Linked DNA regions of Homo sapiens: all the other regions are linked to region 1. Evidence: chromatin contacts called from ENCODE Hi-C or POLR2A ChIA-PET data. All regions are on one chromosome and are shown on one strand. Each heading gives the region's core, a stretch centred on a gene start or an enhancer-like site at or near the end of the contact. The rest is flanking DNA. Distances are from core to core; before and after follow the strand shown. Region 1 holds the start of LMAN1 (lectin, mannose binding 1). Region 2 overlaps LOC105372146 (a long non-coding RNA gene). Region 3 has its middle 23 kb from the start of PMAIP1. Region 4 holds the start of LINC03110 (long intergenic non-protein coding RNA 3110).

Region 1 (4,160 bases), core at 221-2,720:
AGGGCTGCTGTCAGCATTCAATAAGTTAACATATGTTGAAGGCTTAGTGCAGTTACACACAGAAAGCACTCAGTAAGTGTTTGCCATTTTTATAACATTAATGTTTGTTTAACAAATATTTATGGAATCTTCACTCTGTGCAAGGCATAGAGCTGGTTGCCAGAGCAATGAGAGAACCAAAGAAAATAAAATGATTAAATCCTATGGGTTGAAAACCATGGAGAGTCCAGGGCAATGACGCACATACACCATACAGTGGATAAATGTTTGTTACTGCTGCTGCTGAGATAGCAGTAAGTATGGTACTTTCATTTAAATTACATCTCGAGACTAGCAGGCGGAAAGCCTTAAATCCATATTCAACTTGAAGGTTTTATTTGAGCACTAGAAAGAGATTTAACAGTAATGGCCCATGAATCCGAAGATGGGATTCAACTTCCAAAACTGGGAAGTTAATGAAAAATAAGTTTAAGTAATGCGGGTATTGAGTCCCTAGGGCTAGTGTGGCGTTCATGTAGCCCACACGAACAGAGCTAATAAAAAGCCATGTGTAAAAACAATATAAATCATACTGCTGTTTCTTGGACTTGAAAAACTCATCATGACACATTTTTGAAAAAACAAAACTTTGGATTACCATGAATATTTTGACGATATTTTTTCCTAAGCAAGGGAAAGAGGAGTCCCCTTTAAAATATAGAACGTATTCATTGAGTGGAAGACCGATCCTATATCAAATGTCCAGGTTCTACAGACGCCTGGGTCCATAGCACATTATCCCTCTCACCAAAACCAAACCAAACCAAAGTCAGTTTCATTTGAATGCACTCTTGCCATGGTTTCAAAATTTGGAAAGCTCTTGGAATTAAATTTTGAGATGTAAAGGCTGGCTGACAAATTCACAGAAACCCTCTTTCCGACACCAACTTATAAATCCTAAGGCATCCTACAACCCCGTGGGTGCTGGTTTCTAGTTTGCAACGCTCTAACATAGCTTGGTAGAGCTCAGTGGGCTGGGACCATAAGCATTCGGGATTGTGCCACTGAAAAACTGATGTCACATCAAAAGGAACACCTTTCTTCTAATATACTAAAAAGGTTTTGTACAGGCTGGGTCCAGAGGTCTTAGGGCTAGCCAATTCCTGCTCCCAGGTATTCTAAGAAGCCGGAGAAAGCTCCCTGCAGGTAAGGACCCATCGGCGCTTCCCGCACTCTGCCGCGCGGGAAGCGAAGGTTGGAGTCCTTTCCCCACCCCCGGAGGGTGGGCGGGGCCGAAGGACCGCACCGCCCCAGACCCGCCCCCTGCGCGTGGCCCCGCCCACAGCTGCTCCTGGCCGTGCGGCCGCGCGGAAAGCGGAGGCCGGGGGCGGGGCTCACCCCTTGCCCTTGGGGGTCCCCCGGGCTCTGCCAATCAGCGAGCGCCCTGTTGGCCATCCGCAGCCATCCGCGCCCCTCCCTCTCCCGCCCTCCTCCGCGTTCCAGAATCCAAGATGGCGGGATCCAGGCAAAGGGGTCTCCGGGCCAGAGTTCGGCCGCTGTTCTGCGCCTTGCTGCTGTCACTCGGTCGCTTCGTCCGGGGCGACGGCGTGGGAGGAGACCCCGCGGTCGCGTTGCCACATCGCCGTTTCGAGTACAAATACAGCTTCAAGGGGCCGCACCTGGTGCAGAGCGACGGGACCGTGCCCTTCTGGGCCCACGCGGGGAGTAAGCCGGAGCAGAGGGCTGGGGGCCGGGTTCCTCTCCCCCTTCTGCTGCCTCTTCGCCTTTCATCCGCGGCTACCCTGGTGTGCTGAGGTTCCCGTTCCAGCAGCTGCACACCATATGCGCTGTGGAGGGGACCCTCCTGGCAGCCCCTCCGCCGGGTCCCTCCTGGTTCGCACGGTTCCCTCCGCTTGTCCCCGAGTCTTTCCCTCACCCATTCTGTTCTCTCTCACCCGCCTGCTGTCTTCCCTTCTTTGATCTCGTCGGTACTTTCCGTTGGATCTAGAGGTGTTTGGTTACCTCCTACACTTCCTAGCACTCAAACTTGCTTCTAGGTATCATGTTTCACAACGCCACGTCTCTAGGAGAAATGTGCCCTACCCCCAGCCATCCCAACCTGAGACATGTTCTAGAAGCCCCCTTACTTCCTTTCCCGCTTCCACCCCCCACCCCCGATCCCCGATTTCTTTGCTCCGGTGTTAGCAATGGTTAATGCTTCGCTTGAACCCCATGCCCACTGACGGCTCCTGAGATGGCATATAGTAGTATTAGAGTAATTTTTTAAGTCTTTGTATGTCAGAAGACATTCTTATACTGTTGGAACTACACATTTTCCTCTCAGTGACTTGGTGTGGTCTTTGATCTTTTCTCTCGTAGTAACACATTATGTAACTTTTTAGGAGAAGGGATATATTTTTAGGGATTGATTGTTTCTGAACCTGAGACTAAGAATAGCATTACATTTTTAGCCCTTTAAAAAAATTGGAAGCATTGAAATAATCTTGGGTTCATATTTTATTCACTCTCTGTGTTTGGCACTTTTGTAGATAAGAGAGCCTTGCTAGAGCATTTACTTACGTGAAAGAAAACATATCTGCACTTTTTAGTGCTGATGTGTCACTGCTGACTAAGGAGTCAATCGTAGCACTTGGCATGACATAAGCTCTGTTCAGTGACCATCAGATATACCCGTTGAACAAGTGGCAAATGCCTTTATATGAGATGAGGAGCTCTGGCAGTTTGAATTCTATCTTTGTGTGTGATTAATCTTTTTTTTTTTTTTTTTTTTTACTATAAGGTTTAGGGTACATGTGCACAACGTGCAGGTTGGTTAGTATGTATACATTTGCCATGTTGGTGTGCTGCACCCATTAACTAGTCATTTAACATTAGGTATATCTCCTAATGCTATCCCTCCCACCTCCCCCATAAGTAATCTTTTATATAAGGTTTTTATACATCACTTTAGATTATCCAGTTCTTGAAACAAAATGTTTCATTTCTAGAAAGTAATTACTGAATAGGAAGCACCCTTTTAGGAAGCGCTATTTCTCTCAAATTAATGTGTAATTGAAAGGTATAGATTTTAATTTGACTTAATGACCAAGTCATTAAGTAGTTGAAGTAGAGTGCAGTTATTTCGTTACTCAGCAGTCATTTATTATGTGCCCATGCAGCAAGGGTATATTACTGGGCATTTGTTATCAAGGTATCTCTATTCTTGATACACAAAGGTGATGCAAATGATATCAAACACAAGTTTTTGGAGTTTTTGTTTCTATTTGTGGGATGATGAATTATTCAGTAGTGATGGATTTGTTCACACATTTTCACTTCTACACCTCTCCACTGCCTGCCTGTTCTTCTATCCCTTTTCTCTTTTTCTCACACTCACATACACTACATTAGCCAATTAGGAATGTTAATCAACTAGTCAAATCAGCTACCTTGACTTCCTTTACAGAGCCGGAACCAACTAATCTATTCTGCTGCAGAAATGTCAAGATAATGTACCAGTAAATTAAAGCCGTGTGGCTAGAATGAATTTGAAACAAAGTATTAGTATTTTAGCCATGATTTATCTGGCTACTGGCTCTGGGAATCTCTGCTATAGACATCCCTTGCTTTCATTGTCACTGTAGTTTTTGCATAAGCCTCACTGTAACTACATTGATCATTTTTTTCTTTTCGTTTTGCTCTGCAATTCATTACTTTAAAAAAAAAGTAGAGAAATTTAAGATCTAGTTTAAACACAGCCCTTTACCTTCAACCCCAAATTAAGACCAAATCTATGGTGTTTCTCTTTCTTAACTCTAATGTTCCTTTAGTACACTTAAGGCCATAAGGGCAAAAAATGATAATTTGTAACCCTTTATAGCTCTCAGAGTTCTTTCACTTTCATTCTCTGATTTGATCCTTAGTAGACAAGGCGGGTGTTATCTGTTTTATAGATGAAAAACTGATGTTCAGAAAGGTTAAGGTTTTTGAAAAAGGATACATAAGTAGTAAGTGTCAGTGAAGTTGAACTCAAATCTAGGTCTTCTGATTCTGTGTTCAGTCTCTTTCCATGATGCCCACACCCCATCCTTTGAATGTTTGTAAGTAACAGTGAACAGTGACTGATCCTACTAAAGTATCTCAGCTTTCCTTTTTGTCAACTTTTTTCTACCTGTAAAGTG
Region 2 (3,885 bases), core at 789-3,288, 590 kb after region 1:
AACATTCTGGATTTTCTCAAGTCCTTTGGCAACATTAAATTTTTTGTGTGTGTGTACTAAGGCTGAAACAGAAGGACTGGTGGAAAGAGGATTGTTGGTGAATGCACGTAGACAGCCTGTGGTTGCATTGATAAGCCTTGTTAAAGTATTCATGTGAAATTTTACTGTCAAAATGGAGAGATTTAGGGCAATTCTAGGTCCCCAAGACCAGTGACTCTGACATTATTCAAAGTTGACGGACTGGGCTAGGTGCAGTGACTCCCACCTGTAATCCTAGCACTTTGGGAGGTCGAGGCAGGAGGATTGCTTGAAGCCAGGATTTTGAGACCAGCCTGGGCAACATGGCAAAACCCTGTCTCTACAAAAAATGTTAAAATTAGCTAGAGCATGGTGGCATGCACCTGTAGTCCCAGCTACTCTGGAGGCTGAGGTGGGAGGATGGCTTGACCCTGGGAGTTTGAGGCTGCAGTGAGCCATGATTGCACCACTGTGCTCCAGCCTGGGTGACAGTGTGAGACCCCATCTCAAACCAAAACCAAGAAAAAAATTAGCAGACTCACCCTTCCACAAGCTTCTGAGCCTCCCAGAGTGGGAACTGGCTCAGTCTATACAGCTCCCAGCACAGCATCAGGCAAGGGTGCCATCATAAGCCATGTTATTGGAGCCAGTCTGCCTGGGTCCAAATCCAGGCCCCACCATTTACTTCCCCTGTGACCTTGAGCAAGCCAGCTAGCCCTCAGGGCTTTGATTTTCTCCTCTGTAAAACAGGGATAATAGCAGCATTTCCACTGCAAAGACCTGAATGAGTAAAATGGTTAGCACTGTGCCAGGCTCATAGCGCTCTGTAAGTATTAGCTGTTATAATTATTAGGGGTTCAAGTTCTGTCTTGCTCAGCTTTCCAGCTCATTGAAGGCTAAAGACCCAGTGCATTAATTGCTCAAAAATTTGTCGTAATTGCTTGGAACTTTTCATTTACATCCTGCAAAGATTATTTCTGCCATAACATTGCAAAGTTTTCAAATAGCCTTGTTCCCGTTTCTGAATATGGGCAGGGATCCCTTTGGGGTGCTCACTGACCACTCCCAGATGAGCCATGGGTTCTGTCTGGGCTGTGTATGGGGAGGGCGTGGAGGGTGGCATGACGGATGTACAGAGTGGAAGCCCTCAGGACAGAGGTGCCCTGGAAAGTTCGTAAGGCACAGCGGCTGCAAAACCTCTCACGCCCACCTTAGAATTCCCAATGTACTTTCCTCAGTCTCCAGGTCTGTCTTTTCCTTATAGTGTTTCTCAGTGTCTCATTCTGTACGTGAGAAATCCCAGTAAAAATCGAGAGTGGGAACAATGCAAAATAGAACTGTATACTTAAAAATGGTTAACATGGCAAATGTTATGTTTTACAAGAATTAAAAATAATAGTTAAAAAAGCCGCAATTATAAAAACAAAAAACTAGAGTAGGAGGGACCTAGGGACCTCTATTCATGATTTGACATCCAGTTTGGAGAGGCCAGAGTCAGGGAAGCTCCCTGCCAGGATTTCAGTCCTTTTTGTTTTTCCCTGCTGGGTGGGTAGTTTTCAAAACTCCGCTAGAATCTAAACGCTTTTGCTTCCGTGCCCTGCCCCCTGCCCCAGGGGCCCCAGATGGGTATCTGGTTGACTGTTCTCAAGGCAGGGGCCTCCCTCCCAGGAGATTCGGTGGAGCTTTTTGATATTTCTCTGCCCTTTGGCAGCATCACAGGCATGGGCATGGGAGAGGAGGGAGCCGGCCACTTGTCCTGGCCTGTTGATGCATGCCCGAGTCTGGCTGTCATCCCAGCCGCGCTGGCTGCTGTCCCTCGGTCTTCCTGAGGGCCCCCAGGCCTTCTAGGTATTGTATTGAGCCACGAGCTGGACGGGGAGGACCTGGATGTGCGTGGGAGCTCGCGGGTGGGTGAGAGCGCACCACTGCTCCGTGCGCTGCGCAGCTGCAGGGCCCCGGGCAGGTGCAGACGGCGCTCAGACCGGGACGAACGCAAGCCTGTGCTGCCCTCTGCTGGGTACCCAGCTCCCGGCCGGCCCCGAGCTCAGAAGGCGAAGGGAGACCCAAGGCCAGGCTGGGGCCCACGAAGCCGGGCTCCTCTAAGGGGTGCACCCAGCTCCCAAGGCCCCCGGGCGGACTTCGAGCAGTCCCCGCGCGGGGGCCCCAGGGTTTCTCGCTGGGCCCATCATGCCCTCTGGGCTAGGTGGCCAGGACTGTGCTCTCTTGCCTAGGGACCGGGTGAGCTCGAACTGTCCCCATGGGGCGGCTGCGGCTCCTGCAGGCTGTGCCGTCCTGGGCTCCTTTTCCGACATTGCCACCTGCCCCATTTCCTTTCCAAAGCAGAGGTGTAGGCGCCTGCCCACTATCAGTCCCTCTTTGTTGCAAGAGGCTCTGAAGGGCCCTCCCGCCTCCAGACCATTCATTCCCGTCTGACTCTGCAGCCAGACAGATCTTTCCAGAACATTAATCTGATTCTGTCATGCCCTGGCCTGACCTCCTTCAAAGTCTGCCAATTGCCAAGAGGGTCATTACAAAACTCAGCATGAAATACAAAGGACTTCAGATCTGGTTCCTGCTTCTCTTCCACCTTTTAACCCCCAGCATTATGGTCTCTTATGTCTGTCATCTTCCTGTCGAGACCAGAGGCCTTGCGCTCTGGAGCCACACAGCCGGAGTCCTTTCCCAGCTCTACTATTTGCTAGCTGTCTGACCTTGGCCGAGTTTCCTCTCTCTCTCTCTCTCTCTTTTTTTTTTTTTTTAAGATGGAGTCTTGCTCTGTCGCCCAGGCTGGAGTACAGTGGTGCGATCTCTGCTGGTTGTAACCTCCGCCTCCCAGGTTCAAGCAGTTCTCCTGCCTCAGCCTCCCAAGTAGCTGGGATTACAGCTGCACACTACCACGCCTGGCTAATTTTTTTGTATTTTTAGTAGAGATGGGGTTTCACCATGTTGGCCAGACTGGTCTTGAACTCTTGACCTCAGATGATCTGCCTGTCTTGGCCTCTCACAGTGCTGGGATTACAGGCGTGAGCCACCTCGCCAAGCCCCAGAGTTTCCTCTCTTGCCTCAATTTTTCATCTATAAACTGGGGATGATAACAGTAATATGCTTCATAGGGTTGTTGTTAATATTATTTGTATATAGAATATATAAATATATGCAAAGCACTTAGAATAGTATCTGGCACATAGTAGGCACTTTATAAGTGTTAGTCAAGATTATTCACTGAAAATGTGGGGTATCTCAGTATGTTGCCCAGGCTGGAGTGCAGTGGCTGTTCACAGGAGTGGTCATGGCTCACTGCAGCCTCGAACTCCTGGCCTCAAGGGATCCTCCTGCCTCAGCCTCCCTAGTAGCTGGGACTACAGGCACGTGCCACTGTACTCACTGCAACGTCTTCCCTTTGACTTCAACTTCTCCTGTTCATCTGATGACTTGAATAGCCATTTGAGCAACCTATCCAGCAACCTCAGATCAGTTCCTCGATCTGAATCCCAGTGACCTTCACTTCCAATTTACTCAATCCACCCCCACTCATGACCACCCCAGAACTGGCCAGCACTTACACTAGCAGAAGTGTTTTCGAAATCTTACACTTCAGTATTCCACCTTCTGACAACGCCCACCTATCCTTCCAGGTATCGTAATGTAAATGATTTTTTATTTGCTCATTTTCTTTCCAGGTTATCCAGTTTTTTTGCCTCTCCTTTTACTATCAGATCTTTCTAGCTTTTAAAAATTTTCCTGAGTGTATACATTACTGATCCCTTGAACTTTTTTCAAGTTCTTGAACTCTCTTGCACATCCATTCCCTCATTTATTCACTCAGTAAACATCCACTGAGCGTCAGGGACTGTGTCAGGGACGAGG
Region 3 (4,173 bases), core at 979-3,478, 560 kb before region 1:
TTGTTGTTGTTGTTGTTTTTAACTTTTTCACTATGATATGCACCATATGTATCTGAGTACTTATAATATAGATAAACAATTTAATCACTAATTATTAGTGAACACTTATTAAAGCCACCACCATTTGTGACTAAATTCTGGACCAGGGAATATAGATGGAAAAGATATACTACTTATAGAGTTGGGCCATGAAGAGTTCCCAGATGGGATTCTCACTCCACTCATCCATTCCCTGGATGATGCTGAGGTGCAGGTATTAGTTTGCTGGGGCTACCATGACAAAATATCACAGACTGGGGGGGGCTTAAAGAACGGAAATTTATTTTCTCACAGTTCTGGGGGCTGGAAGCCCATCACCCAGGTGCTGGCAGGTTTGGTTTCTCCTAAAGCCTCTCTCACTAGCAGGCAGACAGCTGCCCTCTCGCCATGTTCTCACGTGGGCTTTCCTCTCTGTGAGCACATCTCCGGTGTCTCTTTATATCTCCAAATTTCCTCTTCTTCTTCTAAGAACATCAGTCACATTAGATTAGGGCCCATCCTAACAGCTTCATTTTAATTTAATCACATCTTTAAAGGCCCTGTTTCCAGATAGAGTCACATTCTGAGGAACTGCGGGCTAGAGTTTCAACATATGAATCTGGGGAAGATACAATTCAGTGCATAACAGTGACCTGGAAGCCAAAATATGGAGCCACAAGATGGAAGGATCCTGGATCCCCAGATGGCCCCTTGGAAGAGAGAAGACTAGAAGACCTCTCAACTAGGAACAACAGCATTAGACTTTTTGTGAGCAACCCATGAACTTTTAATTTTGTTAAACAACTTCTATTTTGGGATTATTTATAACAGAATCCTACACTGACGAAATGAAAGAAAGCTCAACCATCCCCTGTTGAGTGTATCTAATTAAATCAGGTTTTAATATACTGACTTCTGGTGAGGAGAAAGAGTACAAATGAAGAGAGATAATTCTAGACTTGCAGCCTCTGAAATTGATTTGGTGGAATTGACCATGGGCAATAGATTCTGCAATGAACTAGTACATTAATTAATGCTAAGTGGTATGATTAATTTGAATTATGTTTTCTTTAAGTGCAATGAATAATTTGGGTTCTTATCTGTACCTGAAAAAAAATTCAGAATTAACACATCTGAATTAGTTAATTTGCAGTTGTTTGGTAAATCGGTCTAGCCCCATATTCTTGGGTAAGCATATTTCTGGAGAGAAAAAGAAAGAAAAAGAAAAAGCTCCAAATTCTGAGAGCTTTATGATCTCTATGAGGTCAGTTGAAGAGTGACTACCAGAAGCAGAGGCCTGCCAGCACCCACAATTCTTCTGTTCAGAGACAGTAAATTAGGATTTTAAGGGAAGAAAAAAGGAATTGGAAAGGCAGCTTCTTGGCAACTTAAATTTCCTAGGCTGCTGAAAGGGGAATCCTCCACAGTGAGCAGTGAGATGCTGAAAAAAGATGGGGTGCAAGCAAGTGTTGCTCACAAGTAGCCCACGGAGGAGAAGGACCCTAAATTATGTGGAAGGTGAAGAATGCTTCTAAACAGAGCGTGGGGTCTGTAGAGGATCCATGGAGGCTCATCACAGCTTCCTGGTGGTGAAGACAAACAGCGCCTGCTTCAATTGGTCCCCTTGTCCCCAGCCTCACTAAACTGTTCCCCTCTTCCAGTCTTTTCTGTCTTGGACAAGTAGATTTATCTTATCTTCAGCGATGGAAAAACTGACTCGCCTTGGCCACCTATTCTTCTCAATCTTTTGCATCTTCCACCTGGCTGTTAGCTTTTAAAACTAAAAGACAAGAGTTTGATTCTTATTTCTCGGGTTCTGCTATGACAACTGTCCCTTGAGGCAACAGAGCTTGGTTTCTGTCTGCCCAGCAGCAGGAGGTTCATGGAGTAACAGAGAATATCACACACACCAAAACCTCTCTTAATATATCAAAGCATATTCCTGCCAAACATCAAAATAAAGAGCTGGAAAATTTTCACCCCTTTTATGTTTGTTTTTGGGGAAAAAACAACCAAAGAAACTGCACATTATCTAAGGAAACATTTACAGACAAATGCAATCTGTTCTCTCATGGGAATCCCTGGCACAAAATCCAATGACTGATGTGGTCACACTGTACTCTACAGAGAGGCTGCGGCTATCGGGTGAAACAGAACTCCTCACAGAGACCAAACAAGGTTTGTGGGTTACCAGACACTGGTGTTCTCTTACAGACAAAGTGTGGTCTTGTCAGGTGACATTCCAAAGGCACATGTCATCTTGGGTGTTCAGGTTGAAGCTACCATTGTGGAAAAATCTCCTGTTTAGATGACAAAACAATATCAAGCACAGCTTAGAAATTCTACATTTGCCAGCCTGGCCAACATGGTGACACCCGTCTCTACTAAAAATACAAAACTTAGCCAGGCATGGTGGCATGTGCCTGTAATCCTAGCTACTCAGGAGGCTGAGGCACGAGAATTGCTTGAACCTGGGAGGCGGAGGTAGCAGTGAGCCAAGATCGCACCACTGTACTCCAGCCAGGATGACAGAGAGAGACTCCATCTCAAAAAAAAAAAAAAAAAAAAAAAAGAGACCGGGCATGATGGCTCACACCCGTAATCCCAGCATTTTGGGAGGCTGAGGCAGGTGGATCACCTGAGGTTGGGAGCTCGAGACCAGCCTGACCAACATGGAGAAACCCTGTCTCTACTAAAAATGCAAAATTAGCCGGGTGTGGTGGTGCATGCCTGTAATCCCAGCTACTCAGCAGGCTGAGGCAGGAGAATCACTTGAACCCGGGAGGCGGAGGTTGCGGTGAGCCAAGATCGCACCATCGCACTCCAGCATGGGCAAGAAGAGTGAAACTCTGTCTCAAAAAGAAAAGAAAAGAAAAGAAATTCTACATTTGACATAGAATTAAACTATTAGCCAATTCAGAGTGGCTTATTTCCCTCTGTTTCATAGAAAGTTGACCTAAATAAAAGTCAAACTCATGGTTTATGTTTAAATAATTAAAAACTTGAAATGATGTACAAGTAGCAGTAACTGACCAAGCTTCAAGAACAAAATAGCCTAAAATGCTCTTAATTTAAGACATTTTGGGCCAGGCGTGGTGTCTCACTCCTGTAATCCCAACACTTTGGGAGGAGGCCGAGGTGGGTGGATCACTTGAGATCTGGAGTTCGAGACCAACCTGGCCAACGTGGGGAAAGCTCATCTCTACTAAAATTACAAAAATTAGCCAGGGATGGTGGCATGCACCTGTAATTCCAGCTACTTGGGAGCCTAAGGCAGTAGAACTGCTTGAACCTAAGAGGTGGAGGTTGCAGTGAGCCAAGATTGTGCCACTGCACTCCAGGCTGCGCGATAGAGACCCTGTCTCAAACAAACAAAAACAAAAAATATTGGATTTGAGATATCAGGAAGCCACCAAGTGACTATCAATATTTTGACCCCAACTCTGAGTATTGTTTGGGGTAGGTTATATCCTCAGATTTTTTTGCCCTTCTTTGCCAGTGGGAGGCTCTAAAAAAGTCCAGAGAATCTTCCTCCAATTCAGAAATAGCCAAAGATCAGCACAAACAAACACAAAGCAGCATGAAGAACTGTTTTCTACTGCTGGAATACCAGAAAATCTGAGCAGGAGACAAGAAGTGTTGCCAGGACATGGCTTTACTGGTTGGGTTGGTTGGGTAAGCAGGTGGTTTGGTTTGGTTCTTTCCCCTGCATTCAACTTATAAATTAGGTGGCAAATGACAAGAAAATTGGCCAAGATGATGAATCATTCATGAGAGCTAAGGAATTACCCCCACCCAACCTAACATTTTCCAGACATGGAAATTGACATCTGGAGAAGGAGTGACTTTCCACCATCTCTCAGCAAGTAAGTTGCAGCGCTTGGAACAAGAACCCTGTTCTATCTCTGAGTCCAAGACTGTTCCCACTTCAAAACTGATCATGGGCTTCATCATAAAAATATACCTACCAGCTCTGAACCTAGCCATCTTCCCTCACCCCCACCACAACCACAAACCACAGCTTCTGCTTGACAGACATACTATATCATCATGATGAAAACTCACGAGAACAACAGCATGGAAGTTCAAGGTTCAAACTGAGACAGAAACTGGATGTACAGCATGTAGTAGGTGGTGAATAAATATTTTATTAAT
Region 4 (3,883 bases), core at 527-3,026, 700 kb after region 1:
TTCTTTATTGTTGATGTGTGTAGTTCAGTAGTTTTCTGGAGACTTTTGTCAAAGAGCCTATGGATGAGCAAAGAGCAAAGAGAAATAATTTTCCAGGATTAGGAATGGTGGGTGCAGAGAGTTAAAGGAATCTTTGTGAAGACTGATTATGAAGGCATGATTCTTTCTGCATAATAAATTGTGTACTTTATTATTATTAGTTTAAATGTGACAACCATGATCATTCTCGGTTAATATCGACATTACCCTTTGCAGGTAAGCACACTCAGGTAGAAAGGTGGTTAAATACTGTATTACATACCTCCAAGGATGACCTGTTCTCAGTCCTCTGGGATTTCTGATAGAGGGAGTTTAGCAGACTCTTCACAAACTGTTAGGTGCCAAGAATTGATTCAAAGCTCCTGATCACTGGGCTGTTCATTCAGAGTGTGGGAGTTCCTTGGTGTGGTACACTGTAGACACATTTAAACAGAGGGCAGCGTGGACTGGATGTTCTCTGAGGTCCCTTTACTTCCGAGGTTCTAAGTAGTAAGGGACTTTGGATAAGGGAGAAACTTAAAAAAGTTACAGTGGCTGAAGAAAGCCTAAGAGAAAAGTAGGGGCCTAAATTGTACCTGAAGGCTGGGCAGAGTTGGAAGGACATATTAGTTCCTCCAGACAGGAGAACATATGATCAAAGACTACCTGTGGACAATTATCACAGATCAAAGACTAGCTGGGGACAATGATCACAGTGACTGCAGGATGGTGGAATACTTATGAAGCAAATAATATGTAAATAAGATTTATTTGTGTCAGGGAGGGGGCAGCATTTAAATAACCGGCAGTTGAAAATTGTACCATATTAGTTATATGTCTAAAATTAGATGTTCAGAATAAACAGCTATTTCAGAAGAATGGACACAGTATTAAATTAAAATACAAGTAAGATTTATTTGTTGGAGGAAGTGGGAGAGGAAGGTACATGTTCAGTTGACTCAACAGTTTAAATCATACCTAAGACATTTACATATCAGCTATATGCTAATCCTTATATGATAATTAGTAATTAAATTCATTTTGCAAAAACATCAGTGAAAGCTTTGCTGTGAAACAGTTTTGTAGGAGGCTAGTTGAAATTATTGTTAAATGCCTATTTGAAAGGGCAATTAGTTAGACTATTCTGTAGTTCAAGCTTTTCACTAAGTGACTTAGTGAGTTATACTTAATGAAGTTCTGTTATATATAGATCAGAGGTCCGAAGCTCTTGGAAATTCTTATATTTTAATAAAGTAAGCAGTCAAGAACTGTTTAATGATAATAAGAGTAGCTTGACACAGATACATATTTAGTCACCTGTTTAACAATCACAGAATATCAACCCTAAAGAGCACCTTAGCTGACCTAGGCCAAGACCTTCAGCATCAGACAGTCTTGTAGCCTGGAGAGATTTTTCTCTGTCTCTTCCTAAACCTCTACTATAGTGGTTCTTAAAGTGTGGTCCTGCCTCAGCAACATCAGGGACCTTTTGAAAAATGTAAATTCTGGCTGGGTGTGGTGGCTCACACCTGTAATCCCAGCACTTTGGGAGGCTGAGGTGGGCTGATCACTTGAGGTCAGGAGTTTGAGACCAGCCTGGCCAACATGACGAAACCCTGTCTCTACCAAAAATATAAAAAATTAGCCGGGTATGGCAGCACGCACCTGTAATCCCAGCTACTTGGGAGGCTGAGCCAGGAGAATTGCTTGAACCCGGCAGGCAGAGGTTGCAGTGAGTCGAGATCTTGCCACTGTACTCCAGCCTGGGTGACAGAGCGAGACTCCATCTCAAAAAAAAAAAAAAAAAAAAAGAGTTAAAAACATGCAAATTCTTAGGCCCCACCTCTGATCCCCTGATCGACTGAATCGAAACTCTGGGGTGGACCCAACAATATGTAGCTTAGTAAGCCCTCCAGGTGATCCTGATCCACACTGGGGTTTGAGAACTGTTTCCCCACACTACAGCTTCAAAATATCTTGAGGAAATAACTTCTCTTAGATCACTCTTAGCCACACAGAGAAATACTTCCTGTTTTATGTCTAAATTTATCTTCCTAAAGCTTTGAAGGGTGGAGCACACTATCTTCAGAAGTGTAGATACTTTTTTCACATTCCTTTATGGGCAACATGCTAGGGTGCATCTCAGCAGAAGGGTGGCCAAGCCTGGGAGGGGATGAAGACAGAGCTGGCACTAAGCAGGGACATGGGGAAACAAGGGCTGATCTTAGCCATTATTTGATTATTTGATAATCCAAGATTCACTCCAAAGAGGAGCACAGCATAGTCTGGTTCAGCACCTGGGTTTTTAAGACTAATAACACTGAGTCAGAGATTCACAAGGTTGTGGGGGGAATCTTTGGACCTAGGTAGTAGAGATAAAATGACGGGAATCATCTATACTGGCCAACATTGTTCTAGAAATTGTCTGAATAAAGCATAACAGAATAGAGAAGGGTCCAACCCTCTGGGGATATAGCATTGACAAGGAAAAAATGACCTCAGATGACTGGCTGCAATTTAGGGCAGGATTCTACTGCTCCCCTCCCCCTCATTTCTGCCAACCCAGCATTAGCTAAGAAATCCAGGGATCCAGGATGTACAAGTAATGAGGGCGGAAGGAGCACATAGGTGGTCCAACTGTGCTGCTGAGGTCTTCCCAGCACTGTTTGGGATCTGTTCCAGAGAAGGGAAGGACTGTGCAGATAGCTGGTGGCTACTGCTTTGTCTGCCTAGAGTGGAGTAGCACTCTGTTCTCAGGAATACTGCTTTCCACAGTGTGGTTTAATGGGATCCCCCAGTTTCTGACTGATCTGCTTCCCTAACTCAGTGATTGGCTACAGATAGGCATGTTCCCCAAATTCAGTCCTGAGACTTCTGACCTTCAACCAGATGGAAGATCTTGGGTTTGCTCAGGTGGCAAACCTGTGAGGTATGAGTCTGAGCTGTTCGGTGGCCATGTCCCACAGGCTGTGCAGAAGAAGCCAGTCTGTGGTGGGAGAGAGTGGCTGGTGCACTGAGAGAAGCAGAAACAAGAGACAGAGAAAGGGCGGGTGGTGTTCCAGTCCCAGGTGTGGTCAGTCCTGAGGTCCAGCTCATACCCACCTTTCCTGCAGTTCAGTTGGGTGAGCCTACAAATCTCCCTTTTCTGCCTAAGCCAAATTGTTCCTGTGGATACAGTGTCTAACTTCTTGTCATCTTTCTGAAGATGCTTTAACTGGCAAAGCATCCATCAGGGTTTTATTTTGGTTTTAGAGGTAATAATGATTATTTTATTTTATTTTCCCAGTGGATAAACAATCATCCTATGCTATTTTTTTATTGTGATGAAATATACAATACATAAGATTTTCCATTTTAACATTTTTTAGCGTGCAATTTAGTGGCATTAAGTACATTCACATTGTTGTGACATCACCATTCATCTCCAGAACTTTTTCATCTTCCCCAACTGAAACTCTATACCCATTAAACAATACCTCCCCATCTCAGGCAACCACCAGAGGATTTCTAGTCAAAAGTAGAATGGTGGTTTTATTTGCATTCTAATACTTCCCTGAGAACAGTTCTTGAGGCCTTTGAGACATTGGGCAGATTAACTTCAGGAGAGAGATGAGACTCCTAGGTTCCTTCCCATGGCTACACTTTTCCAATTGAAATTCACCAACTACTTTTCTATCTCGCCTCAGTAGTGTGAGCAACCTTAAGTTAAACAGGCAGGACTTGGAGGGTCTAATTATAATGCAATTTTACTTTTAACTCCCACTATTGCTTTAAATGTATTCTGTGGAATTAGTCTTTGTCCCACCCTCGATTAAATTTGGGACAATATGACTATTCCATTTATTCATGTGCAATAAAAAGGTCT

Evidence for each region. A loop is a pair of places that touch in the nucleus more often than their neighbours do. ChIA-PET counts read pairs that join two places held with the same protein, here RNA polymerase II (POLR2A). Pooled maps may share reads with other maps.
Region 2: a pooled map shows a loop between it and region 1 (3-fold over the local background). The contact joins the enhancer-like site here to the promoter of LMAN1 in region 1. A Hi-C loop is called at or near these places in 1 of 37 single-sample maps with no recorded cell type and 4 of 50 pooled maps. POLR2A ChIA-PET finds 5 or more read pairs at or near these places in 2 of 52 experiments (activated CD4-positive, alpha-beta T cell and naive thymus-derived CD4-positive, alpha-beta T cell).
Region 3: a pooled map shows a loop between it and region 1 (4-fold over the local background). The contact joins the enhancer-like site here to the promoter of LMAN1 in region 1. A Hi-C loop is called at or near these places in 1 of 37 single-sample maps with no recorded cell type and 3 of 50 pooled maps. POLR2A ChIA-PET finds 5 or more read pairs at or near these places in 2 of 52 experiments (HEK293 and activated CD4-positive, alpha-beta T cell).
Region 4: a loop to region 1 is called in a map of CD4-positive, alpha-beta T cell, with 6 times the contacts of the local background. The contact joins the promoter of LINC03110 here to the promoter of LMAN1 in region 1. A Hi-C loop is called at or near these places in 1 of 168 maps with a recorded cell type or tissue (CD4-positive, alpha-beta T cell) and 6 of 50 pooled maps. POLR2A ChIA-PET finds 5 or more read pairs at or near these places in 3 of 52 experiments (HEK293, activated T-cell and naive thymus-derived CD8-positive, alpha-beta T cell).

What each region holds. Positions count from the first base shown.
Region 1 is chr18:59,356,575-59,360,734 of GRCh38, reverse strand. It overlaps LMAN1 (lectin, mannose binding 1), which reads left to right and starts at 1,470. Exons shown (of 13, transcript NM_005570.4): 1 at 1,470-1,704. The coding sequence starts at 1,491. RefSeq lists a silencer at 1,186-1,485 and enhancers at 1,516-1,705, 1,896-1,945, 1,956-2,055.
Region 2 is chr18:58,766,749-58,770,633 of GRCh38, reverse strand. All of the region lies in intron 1 of LOC105372146 (a long non-coding RNA gene), which reads left to right. Among named protein-coding and RNA genes, the nearest start is that of LINC01926, 45 kb to the left of the region's middle. RefSeq lists an enhancer at 1,713-1,862 and a silencer at 1,943-2,092. Within about 2 kb of position 2,038, at least 6 of the 41 ENCODE cell types and tissues checked have a DNase peak (open chromatin) inside an H3K27ac peak, as active enhancers do.
Region 3 is chr18:59,921,371-59,925,543 of GRCh38, reverse strand. No RefSeq gene overlaps it. Among named protein-coding and RNA genes, the nearest start is that of PMAIP1, 23 kb to the right of the region's middle. RefSeq lists an enhancer at 1,817-1,956. Within about 2 kb of position 2,228, at least 4 of the 41 ENCODE cell types and tissues checked have a DNase peak (open chromatin) inside an H3K27ac peak, as active enhancers do.
Region 4 is chr18:58,656,432-58,660,314 of GRCh38, reverse strand. LINC03110 (long intergenic non-protein coding RNA 3110) reads right to left here and starts at 1,776. Exons shown (of 4, transcript NR_187442.1): 1 at 1,684-1,776; 2 at 302-452.